Linked DNA regions of Homo sapiens: region 2 is linked to region 1. A link is a loop called in an ENCODE intact Hi-C map of the cell type or tissue named here. Cell type or tissue: endothelial cell of umbilical vein. All regions are shown on one strand. Each heading gives the region's core, and the rest is flanking DNA. Links, peaks and the distances in the headings are about the cores only.

The links. Hi-C counts contacts between places; a loop is a spot of excess contacts. Peaks named below come from ENCODE experiments on the same cell type or tissue, not always from the same donor. Only the 100,000 strongest peaks of a DNase experiment are listed, where the experiment ranks them.
Region 2: a loop joins it to region 1, with 8 times the contacts of the local background. A loop is called at or near these places in 2 of 110 quality-filtered maps.

Annotation. Positions count from the first base shown.
Region 1 is chr9:111,954,701-111,961,776 of GRCh38, reverse strand. No RefSeq gene overlaps it. Among named protein-coding and RNA genes, the nearest start is that of MIR4668, 26 kb to the right of the region's middle. RefSeq lists an enhancer at 5,327-5,396. In endothelial cell of umbilical vein, for the core only: no CTCF peak of the experiment used is centred there; DNase peaks (open chromatin) are centred at 1,566, 1,936 and 3,506; H3K27ac peaks cover 3,228 bases.
Region 2 is chr9:111,757,853-111,762,852 of GRCh38, reverse strand. SHOC1 (shortage in chiasmata 1) reads left to right here. Exons shown (of 28, transcript NM_001378211.1): 6 at 4,005-4,158; 7 at 4,658-4,769. Among named protein-coding and RNA genes, the nearest start is that of SHOC1, 35 kb to the left of the region's middle. In endothelial cell of umbilical vein, for the core only: a CTCF peak has its summit at 2,610 (motif pointing left); a DNase peak (open chromatin) is centred at 2,582; H3K27ac peaks cover 1,260 bases.

The DNA of each region.
Region 1 (7,076 bases), core at 1,156-6,155:
CGGCAAGTATCTGGTACAGTGCCAAGACACAGCAGGTGCTCAATGAATGTTGGCTGAAGAAATAAATAACTTGACCAAAAAACTAAACAGAGTCTCCCGTAATAAAATTGGGGTCAAGATAGAGACATCTTAGCTGCATGCTAGCGCAATGAAAATTTTAAAAACAAACAAACAAAAAGAAAAGAAAAGAAATAAAGAAAAAAGAATCAATGTCAAGTTGGAGGGAATTTTCTAAGACTGGAAAAAAAAAAAAAAAACTCTGCCCTTGGTCCTGTGAGTCTTGAGTAATCTTTGCCAATGTAAAGTCCTGTTCTTGGATTAAATGAGAACTAAAGTAACAAAGCAAATTATAAAATGCAGGGTGGGGTGGAGGTAGGAGAACATAGCAGCATGAGGTGTGAAAAGTGAATCTCACTATTCCAAACTGGCCAGAAGATGATTAATGCATTGTGCCCAGATCCAGGTGTCACACAGTTGAGCATTCAAAGAAGAGTCACTAGAGTGATGGAAAACCAAAACTTGCCAGATGAGGCTTGACAGAGGAATTATGAGTGTTTTCATTGGAGAAGACTCAAATGAGTGTGAGGTTGACCCCAAATATTTGAATGATTATCACATTGATAGGGCCATCACACTGCCCAACTCCAGGGACACTGTTTACACAGTAGTCTACGTGAAAAGCAGCAGACGCCCACAGCTGAGCAATGTGCAGTCTGTACAACTGAAAGCACTTGTCCTGCATATGGCAAGGTATCACTATTTCAAATAGTAGAAGCCCCTGAGAATTATGTTTCAGCTCAATTTCGGCAAGACCCTCAGAACTGCTGAAGAAGATCCCTCTTGCCTTCGATGGATTCAAAACAGAGGCTGAATGGCCCATGTCTTAGAGGTGGCATAGGAAATTCTGACAACAGAAATTCTGAAGGAGGGTTTTTTGTTTGGTTTGGTTTGGGGTTTGTATTTTTTTTTTTTTGTTTGTTTTTTTTGTTTGCTTGTTTGTTTGTTTTTTTTGAGACAGAGTCTCACTCTGTCGCACAGGCTGGAGTGCAGTGACGCAATCTTGGCTCACTGCAACCTCTGTCTCCCAGGTTCAAGCCATTCTCTTGCCTCAGCCTCCTGAGTAGCTGGGACTACAGACACGTGCCACCATGCCCGGCTAATTGAAGGAAGGTTTTCTTGGATGACTTTTTACATTTTTCTAACTCTGAGATTCACTAGTCCCAGAGATAGAAATTGTCATTTATGGAGCTTCTACTTGTACTAGCTACTGTGTTGGGAGCTTTATGTATCTAATTTAATGTAATATTCAGAACAGCCCTACAATGTGGATATTATATTTACAGATAAGAAATTGAGACTCACATATTAATTCTTTGTCTGTAGTCATTCAATTATTGAGAAATTTAGCCAGGATTTAAAGCTGAGAGTATATGATTCCTTTGTTCTTCCTGGAACACTGGGGATTGGAAGGAAAGCTCGCCACCTGCCAACCCCCCATCCCAGAACTTTTGATTGGCAATGTGACAAGTCTCAACAGTGGTGGTCATGTCTTATAGGCAAGACTTCATACATTGCCTGAGCTGATGACTCAGGCTGAAGACCTCCCCCTCTAGCCTTGGGATACCTAGTGCATGGGATCAGACTCTTGCTTTGCTTCTTGCCTTGGGCTGTCATCACATATTCACAATGCCCTGAAGAAAAGGAAGATGCTCAGGAAAACGTAGCCTCTGACCGAATCCTCCTCTCTAGACTGAAGGTTGCGAGTCAGATGGTTCTTTATCCTTCCTCTCCACCTACTACACTGAAACTCCGGTCTTGACAGTGACTCTGTGGCTCACAATCAGCCCCAGGATTGCTTGCTTGCATGGAGCCAGTGACAGACTGGAGCCAGTCCCTGGGAGCTACCAAGCAGCTGACAAACTGGGAAGCGTGATCTTTGACTCATTCATCCATTACCCAACTAATCAGCACTGCATAGCTTGGGTGTTCACAGTGTGTCACCGCACACCAGAGCCACACCTCTCCATGGCTGGAACAGCTTGCCTTGCTGGCTCCTGAAGCATTTAGAGGATGTTTGTTGACTGGGAAGAACCAGTGCCTTGACTATTACCTAATGAGCTGTATCCACCAGTCATGTAACTCTCCAGTGTGAGAATTTGGTTGTGGGCTGATGTTGTGTCTTGGGCAATTACTTTGGATTTATCTGGAGCCACCCCTGTTGACAGTGGCTAGCACTCACACCTAGGATTAAAGTCTACTTATTATCAGAGGGCAAACACCTGTCCTCACAGTGAACACAACTACAATTACAGTCAGGGATTCATATCTCATTCTCTTTCAGCCTCTCAAGTGCACAATTTATTTTTGGCCTTGCTATTTTTCTGTCTGAATTATTTCCCTGCTATCCAGGCACTCCAGAACCCAACATTATTCTGTTCCATCCCACCACCACCATTATTGTCATGTCTGTAAATACACCATCGAACCATAAAAATTGGCACTACAGACAAGACAATGCACAGAAGGCTTGTCCAACATAAAACAGAAACTGCCATGATGTTTCAACTCAATATCGTATCCTCCCCCACCTTAAATGAAGAGCTGTTGTAATGTGTGGCACAAACAATGGTAAGAAATTGGTAAAAGGCGGTACTTATCTTTATTTTTCTAGAAGATTCTAACATTGTCTTGGAATTCACCAACCTCAAAACTTTGTAAAGACATCATAATGAAATGCTGAAAGTGACTGAAAAAGGGCTGTACTACACACTAGTTAAAAAAAACCCACAGTGAGGCCGGGAGCAGTGGCTTACGTCTGTAATCCCAGCACTTTGGGAGGCTGAGGCGGGCGGATCACCTGAGGTAAGGAGTTGGAGACCAGCCTGGCCAACATGGTGAAACCCCGTTTCTACTAAAAATACAAAAATTAGCCTGGCATGATGGCAGGAGCCTGTAATCCCAGTTACTTAGAAGGCTGAGGTGGGAGAATCACTTGAACCCAGGAAGCAGAGGTTACAGTGAGCCAAGATTGTGACACTGCACTCCAGCCTGAGCGACAAGAGTGACATTCTGTCTCAAAAAGCAAAAAAAAAAAACAAAAAACCCACAGTGGGTTCTGATCTCCAACTCCTGCTCCTCTTCAGATGATGCCAGTGATTACCCTAAACCAGTGGGGCAGGTTGGGTCTAATTGTTTGTGGGCAGCCCATGTCTCCTGGTCTCACACAGGATGCCCTGCACTGGGATGTCTGCCTGTTTCTATAGGATCTTATTACTCAGCATCATCTTTCTGCACAAGCTGAAGCTGCAGTGTTTGGATGCTGAGTCTGAGAATAGCTGAGTGAGGCTGAATGCTCTGAATCTCCAACCCGAGGGCTGTGAGCATGTAATCTGCTGGGATTTTTCTCCTCTAGTGACTGTATTCATATATGTGGTGGCCAAGAAAAGGAGGTTTAAAGCCCCTCTGTCTGGAGGAGTTCCTTCCTGCTTGAGATCGGAACTGAAAATGACTCCTCCATGTGCACAATGCTCTGGTATTTCCTGGGCAACAGTGTTACATGCTTCTGCAGCAAGAGTAACTTGAGATACTGCTTTTTAATCACTTCTTGCCCAATATCTCATATTACACAGTCATAATCCTCTCATACTCATTCATCAGAAAGCAGAACAGTTGGTGAATAGCTTGAGTTCTTCAACTGCAATCTGTAAGGGATATAGTGAGGTGGTATTTGTGTCGTTTTATTGGAGAAATCAGGGGAAGGTTTGACTGGGGAGATATCACCTACCTACATCATTTTCTTTCTTTCTTTCTTTCTTTCTTTTCTTTCTTTCTTTCTTTCTTTCTTCTTTCTTTCTTTCTTTCTTTTTTCTTCCTTTCTTCCTTTCTTTTCTTCTTTCCTTCCTTCCTTCCTTTCTCTCTTTCTTTCTTTCTTTTTCTTCCTTCCTTCCTTTTTTTTTTTTTTGTTAAGACTGAGTCTCACTCTGTTGCTCAGGCTGGAGTGCAGTGGCACAATCTCAGCTCACTGCAACCTCTACCTACCAGGTTCAAGTGATTTTCCTGACTCAGCCTCCCAGGTAGCTGGGATTACAGGCATATGCCACCACATCCAGCTAATTTTTATATTTTTAGTAGAGACAGGGTTTCACCCTGTTGGCCAGGCTGGTCTTGAACTCCTGGCTTTAAGTGATCCACGCACCTCGGCCTCCCAAAATGCTGGATTACAGGCGTGAGCCACCGTGCTCAGTCATTGACTACAGCAGGAGACATCTCATATCGTGGGCTGCAGAGAATTCCAAAGAATGCTACTTCCTCATTAGAGCCATCTTTAATGGATATTCCCTGAAAGAAAAAGATTAAAGTTCAGTTTGCTACATGTACATCTGTAGAATGAATTCCTAGAAGTAGAACTGTTAGGTCAAAAGGCATGTGTATTTATTTATTTATTTTTTATTTATTTTTTTTTTTTTTGAGACAGAGTCTGGCTCTGTCACCCAGGCTGGAGTGCAGTGGCACGATCTCGGCTCACTGCAAGCTCCGCCTCCCGGGTTCACGCCATTCTCCTGCCTCAGCCTCCCAAGTAGCTGGGACTACAGGCGCCCGCCACCACGCCTGGCTAATTTTTGTTTTTTTTTGTATTTTTAGTAGAGACAGGGTTTCACCGTGTTAGCCGGGATGGTCTCGATCTCCTGACCTCGTGATCTGCCCGCCTTGGCCTCCCAAAGTGGGCATGTGTATTTATAATTTTCATACAGAGTTTGTGCCAATTTCTGCTTCCACCAGCAAATGTAGGAGAGTGCTCACTTTCCCACACTTTTGTAAATAAAATGGGCTTTCAAACTTTGCCAACTTTATAGGTGAAAAAATACGTTTGTGCCTAACTGTGAAAAATTCATCCTTTTGTCACTGGAGACTTTTTGGAAGAGAGGATTGGGTCCTGCCAATGTTTCCTTGTGGTTTACTTGTACCTCCCAGGGTCCTGAAGAAAAATGGGGGTAGGCCAGGAGCAGTGGCTCATGCCTGTAATCCCAGCACTTTGGGAGGCCAAGGTGGGCGGATCACTCGAGGTAAGGAGTTCGAGACCAGTCTGGCAAACATGGCAAAACCCCGTCTCTACTAAAAATACATATATTAGTCGGGCATGGTGGTGGGTGCCTGTAATCCCAGCTACTGGGGAGGCTGAGGCATGAGAATTGCTTGAACCTGGGAGGTAGAGGTTGCGGTGAGCTAAGATTGTGCCACTGTACTCCAGCCTGGGTGACAGAGCGAAAAGCCTTCTTTTATTTTTCTCCAAAAGAAAAAGCAAAGAAAAGAAAAGAAAAATGGGGGTAGAAGAGAGCAAGGAGATCAGGGAGAAGGAGAGAGGAGAGGAGTAGCAGAGAGCAGAAAAGGGGTGAGGAGCTGGGCACGGTGGCTCATGCCTGTAATCTCAGCACTTTGGGAGGCTGAGGTGGGTGGATCACGAGGTCACGAGTTCGAGACCAGCCTGACCAATATGGGGAAACCCCGTCTCTACTAAAAGTACAAAAATTAGCCAGGCATGGTGGCATGAGCCTGTAATCCCAGCTACTCAGTAGGCTGAGGCAGGAGAATTGCTTGAACCTGGGAGGCAGAGGTTGCAGTAAGCTGAGATTGCACAACTGTAATCCAGCCTGGGTGACAGAGCGAGAGACTCCATCTCAAAAAAAAAAAAAAAAAAAAAAAAAAAAAAAAGAAAAGAAAAAAAGAAAGAAGGAAAGAAAAGAAAAGGGGTGAGGAGGGTGAGGAAGTAGAGTAGAAGTAGGTTGGGGCAATCAGAGTGTAACTAGAGGTTATAGTTCCCAGCTAATCAGGTATGTTCTTGTTTTCTCTCCATTTGACTTATCTCCACCCATCAACACACCTATTTTCTACCCAGGTGCTTTACTTCCTGTGAGCAGAGAGTTGTGTTGTAGGTGCTCAGTCATCTTGACCGCTCATGACATTCTCAGATCTCAAGACAGACACTAGACATGGATGTACCTACTGCCCAAGGAGTCCTTTCTAGGAGGGCCGGGGGGAAAAAAGTGGAGGGAGTTGTTAGGGTAAACAGTGAGGCTTCTAACGCTGCAACACTGATTATTTGGGATGGGAGAAATGACCACAGTGAATTCTGGGCTAATCAAAAAGACCTCAGGTCTTACAACTGGGAGATAAAAACTAGTGGATCAAAAGTTTTAGTACTAATTTACACAGTTTGTGCAGAGTGCAATTGCCAGAGGAAAAGCTAATCTGTTAGGATCTTTGGGTTGTAAGGTACAGAGAGGTTTATCCAGATTGCTTTGAACATTGATGGTTTATGAAGGTACACGTATAAGGCAGAGTGCTGGCCATACAGCCAGGTCTCTAATGAACCTTTATGCAGCTCAACAACTATCCTCCCCCATCCCCCGGGCCTAGAACATAGTTTGATAATGGGAAGATTACACAGCAGGGATCCCCAACCAGTACCCGTCTGTGGCCTGTTAGGAGCTGGGCAGCACAGGAGGAGGTGAGCAGCAGGTGAGCAAACAAAGCTCCATCTGCATTTACAGCCCTGCTCCATCACTCACATTACCACCTGAGCTCTGCCTTCTGTCAGCTCAGCGGCAGCATTAGATTCTCATAGGAGCGCAAACCCTATTGTGAACTGCGCGTGGGAGAGATCTAAGTTGAGCTCCTCATGGGAATCTAATGCCTGATGATCTGCCACTCTTTCCCATCACCCCCAGATGGGACCGTCTAGTCGTAGGAAAACAAGCTCAGGGATCCCACTGAGTCCATATTATGGTGAGTTGTATAATTATTTCATTATATATGACAATGTCAGAATAATAGAAATAAAGGCTGGGCACAGTGGTTCACACTTGTAATCCCAGCACTTTGGGAGGCCAAGGCAGGTGGATCACCTGAGGTCAGGAGTTCGAGACCAGCCTGACCAACATGGTCAAAACCCGTTTCTACTAAAAATACATAAATTAGTCGGGCGTGGTGGCAGGTTCCTGTAATCCCAGCTACTTGGGAGTCTGAGGCAGGAGAATCACTTGAACCCGGGAGGTGGAGGTTGCAGTGAGCCGAGATCA
Region 2 (5,000 bases), core at 1-5,000, 200 kb after region 1:
TAAAACCGCTAGAACTTTGTTCGGTAGAAGCATGATGGTTGCTATCTTATTTCTGATGGTAAAGAAAATGCTTCTAACATTTCATGTGTATGTCATTTTCAATGGTGAAATATTAGAAGCATTTCCTTTAGTGGGTTGAGGAAGATTCCTTCTGTTCCTAGTTTGATAACAGCTTTTAATCATGAATGAGGATTGAATTTTATGTTTTTCTACATAGGTTAAGATATCTACATCTTAAATATATAGAATGTCCCTTTACTAAAAACTCATAATTCTATAATTCAAAGATAAATTGTTTTACTATTGTGATCATACTATATATACATGATATTATTTTTAAATATTAACATGATCTTGGGAATATTTTATTTTATGCTTGATTTTTCCACAAAAGCGTGTCTTTTTCTTTTTCTTTCTTTCTTTTTTTTTAAATTGAGACTCTGTTTCTCAGGCTGGAGTATAGTGGTGCAATCACAGCTCACTGCAGCCTTGAAACCCCCGGGCTCAAGTGATCCTCCTGTCTTAGCCTCCTAAGTAGCTGAGACCATAGCTGTGCCACCATGCCTGACTAATTTTTAATTTTTTTGTAGAGACAAGATGTCCCTATGTTGTCCAGGCTGGTCTCAAACTTCTAGGCTCAAGCAATCCTCCCACCTCAGCCTTCCAAAGTGCTGGGATTACAGGTGTGAGCCACCGTGCTAGACAAAAGCATGGCTTTTAATGACTGCAGTTTTTAATCTTATGTACATATCACACATTTCCAAATTTGAGACCACTAATGTTTTTAATTTCAAATATGTATATAAATATGTATTCTTATTTCCAATTATTTCCTTGGCATGAATTCCTAGAAATTGATCTATTTAGTATAAGTGCTTTTTTAGCTATATGTCCACTAGTATGGTATGAGAATGCCCTGTTTATGCCAGTATTATCATCATTGAATATATTACTGCTGATGTTGTGGTAATACATTTAAACCAATGTGATGGGCAAAAAAATTATATTTTTACTTACATCTTTAAAATTACTGGTGATCTCTGTTATTGACAAGCTGGGCATAAAAAAGTAAATTAATAGAATTACTGGTCTTTATTGGCCATCTGCATCTTTTTGTTTTGTGAAATGATTTTCTCTTTTGTTTATATTTTGACATATATTTTATCTTTATATGTAAAGGTATTAACTCCAAATATATTTAACTTGAACCTAACCAATTCTGCCAATTGTTTTCTTTTATGGTTTCTTTCATTCCTTTTATACTTAGAAAATTCTTTCTTAATTAGATAAATACTTGTTTGTATTTTCTTGAAGGTGCATGAGGTTTGTTTGTTTGTTTGTTTTTTGTTCTAAGATGGAGTCTTGCTCTGTGGCCCAGGCTGGAGTGCAGTGGTGTGATCTCAGCTAACTGCAACCTCCACCTCCCAGGTTCAAGTGATTCTCCTGCCTCAGCCTCCCGAGTAGCTGGGATTACAGGTCCCCACCACCAAGCCCGGCTAATTTTTGTATTTTTAGTAGAGAGGGGGTTTCGCCATGTAGGCCAGGCTGGTCTCGAACTTCTGACATCCAGTGATCTGCCCACTTCAGCCTCCCAAAGTGCTGGGATTACAGGCATGAGCCACCAGGCCCAGCTGAAGGTGCCTAGTTTTATTTTAGATTTTGATGTATGTTTAAAAGTAGGAATAAAAATCTTTTTCCAAGTGTTTTTGATAATTGCCCCAATATCATTTATGAAATAGTCCTTTCTTTCCCACTGATTAGAAATGCCACTCACATTATATATTAAATCCTTAACCACATTAGAATTCATTTCTGGATTTTCTATTATGATCTATTTTGCCTATTATTGTGTCAGTATCATATAATTTTAACTATTAAATGTATAATTATAATATATAAATAATCTCCTATTTTATTACTTTTTTCTACTCTCATAACTATATTCTTCCAGATTTACTTTGTAATCACTTTTCCAAGTTCTAAAACAGACCTCTTGAAATGGTAATGGGATCCTTTAAAATTTTACCATAGTTAGTCTTTCTAGCTAGGAAAGTGTTTTTTATCTTGCCTTTTTTTCAAATTTTTAAAAAAATGATCTTCAATAAAGTTCTATCATTTCCTGCATATACTTTCTGAATATTTTTATGTTTAGTCCTTGATAGTTCACAAATTGGTATTTTTATGTTTTTTCCATTAATTTTTATGACCAAGTTTTTATATATTAAAAAAAAACATTAATTGTATAATTTTTATCAGATAACTTAGTGAACTCTTTTGTTTTCATTTCATTATCTTGAATTTTCTAGGGAGACAAAAGTGTCCTTTGTAAAGAATAAACCTCTCTTCTTTCATATTAGTAGACCTTTTTCTGCTTCTTTTCATAGTTAACTAGCCAAAATTTTGTTTCCTGGTGACAATTTAATATTCCTCTACAATAGAAGAAAACAGTCTCCTTATATCTGTATAGTACATGTATTAGCTGTAGTAAAATAAGAACTCCAGGGCATGCTGTATAACTCAAAGAAAGTAAGGAAGTGGCACTCTTGCTATAAACAACCTTGGTAGAATTACAAAGAATATTAGTTGTGGTGTGATGCTGCCCTCAAGTGGTTTCATCAAAAAAGGGTGGATGGAAAACAAGACCATATAACTGACTTCAGATGTCAGCCATTTAGTTCCAGAAATATCCAGAATGAGGCTGTAGATAGGGAAGATGGCTGGAGGATCTGTTTAGAAGCAGAAGGTGGATATAGGATATAAATTAATGCTGTTTGGGTTTTTACTATTAATGTGATTTCATTAATACTTACAGAATGGATTATACCAGTAAACCATATTTAACTGTCTCAGATAAGCCCTCCTTAGACATGGAATTGATTGACTAACTTCCTTTGGTGTGTCATGGGAAGCTTTTGGCCATGAGATTGTCAGGAACTTAAGTTCAGATAAATCTCTTTTAGGAAGCTAGTTCATACCACAAGTTCTCTTAAGGCATATCAAGTTAGCACCAAGCAAAGGGATGTTCCCTTGCTGCCTGCATACCAATTATGTAGTTAACCGTGGGAGACATTACTACCTGAAAACTCCGTACTATTCTTTTCTTATGCCATTCAGCGTCACTTAACCGAAAAGTCAATACCCAGGATGAGAAACCATTGCTCTCCCTTCAGGATGGCTTTCTTTTTTGGGAACTTGGCTTTTTGAGTAGTTCTTCATCTGAGCTTATATTTTTCTTTTTCTCTTTCTACTCAAAAACTTATTGAAGAATTGGGGGCAAGTTTATGTTCCTTCCTGTGACTTAGAAACTGTTAAAGCTGTTAGACAGCTAGCCAAGATTCTAAAGAAACCCAGACAAGGCAGGGTGGAGACCGAGAGGAGAAATTTATTCCAGAAATTAACTGTTAGCAGTAGTGTTTCTTAATACATAAGCTATATCATACTCCTCAAGTAGATTCTTTGCTTAAAACTTTCACTGTAAATAATTTTATAGCAACCATGTGAATAACTTAAGAATAATAGAATCAGTCTCATTTGTAGGCACTGTAGACCATCTCCATTCCCTACATGTCAGAGACTCTGGGGGATGAATTGGAGATATTAAGAGGTAAAATGATGCAGAGAAGACCAAGGTCAGCAGAAGTCAAATACTTCTATTTCTTTAAAATTTTGCTTAGGCTACGCCTGGCTATTTTGAAGTGTAAGTCCATAAGATATTTTCCTCCATTGATTAATCTTTATTGATAAAGTATTAGCCGTTACAGCTCTTTTGGGATATTTGGCTATTCCTCGGTGTCCTAGATAATACTAAAATTTATTGTACTTTTGCCTTTGTTCCAGAACTATGCTACATGCTCTATATGCACAGTACAATGAAGAGCTACAGAGTTTAAAATGTGATTGAAAAACCCAGCTGTATCTAATGACTGATTACATTAACTATCTAGATCTCTTTGGATAACTTTTTGTTTTTTTCTTATTCCTTTATATTTCTTATTTCTTTTCAGATTTATTTATTGATGATAAAGGAATACTTTTTGTAAGTAGTAGAAAACACCTACCAACTTTGCCTACTCTCTTGAGTAGACTAAAACTGTTTTTGGTAAAGGATCCTCTTTTAGATTTCAAAGGACAGATCTTCACAGAAGCTAATTTTTCCAGGTACTTACTTAATTGACCAATGCTGTAAATATTTTTAAGAGGTGAAAATGTTTTAGTATGATCACAAGCTTAGATGTTATCAACAATGTTTTTTTTTGTTTTGTTTTGAGATGAGTCTTGCTCTGTCGCCCAGGCTGGAGTACAATGGCGCAATCTCGGCTCACTGCAACCTCCGCCTCCTGGGCACATGCGATTCTCCTGCCTCAGCCTTGCTGAGACTACAGGCGTGCGCCACTGTGCCCAGCTAATTTTTGTATTTTTAGTAGAGACATGGTTTCACCATGTTGGCCAGGCTGGTCTTGAACTCCTGACCTCAGGTGATCCACCCGCCTCGGCCTCCCAAAGTGCTGGGATTACAGGCGTGAGCCACTGCACCCGGCCAATAACTTTTATCATCGTTTTACCTCAACTTTAATTTTAATGATTATGTGTTTTGGTTGGCTACATTTAGTATGTAACTTGCTTTTAGTAAACACTAATTAATGTATTTTTTTTTAAGGGAATGTTTCTCTCTTCAAGAAACTTTGGAAGCTTTTGTGAAAGAAGATTTTTGTATGGATAAAGTGAACTTTTGTCAAGAGAAACTAGAAGATACAATATGTTTAAATGAGGTTGTAATACTGGCTTTCAATAATATTTTAGTAAAAGTAGTGAGGCACATTTTTGTAAAATTTGTGTAATATACATTGTCTACAATTGTCAAATTAAAAAGATTTTATAATGGAATGAACATGTATCAATTAAGAAGTCAAATTTACTTCTAAATAGTGGTTCTCAGCCTTGGCTGTATGTTGGAATTACCTGAATAGTTAAAAAAAAATGTTGAAGCCTGAGATATATTC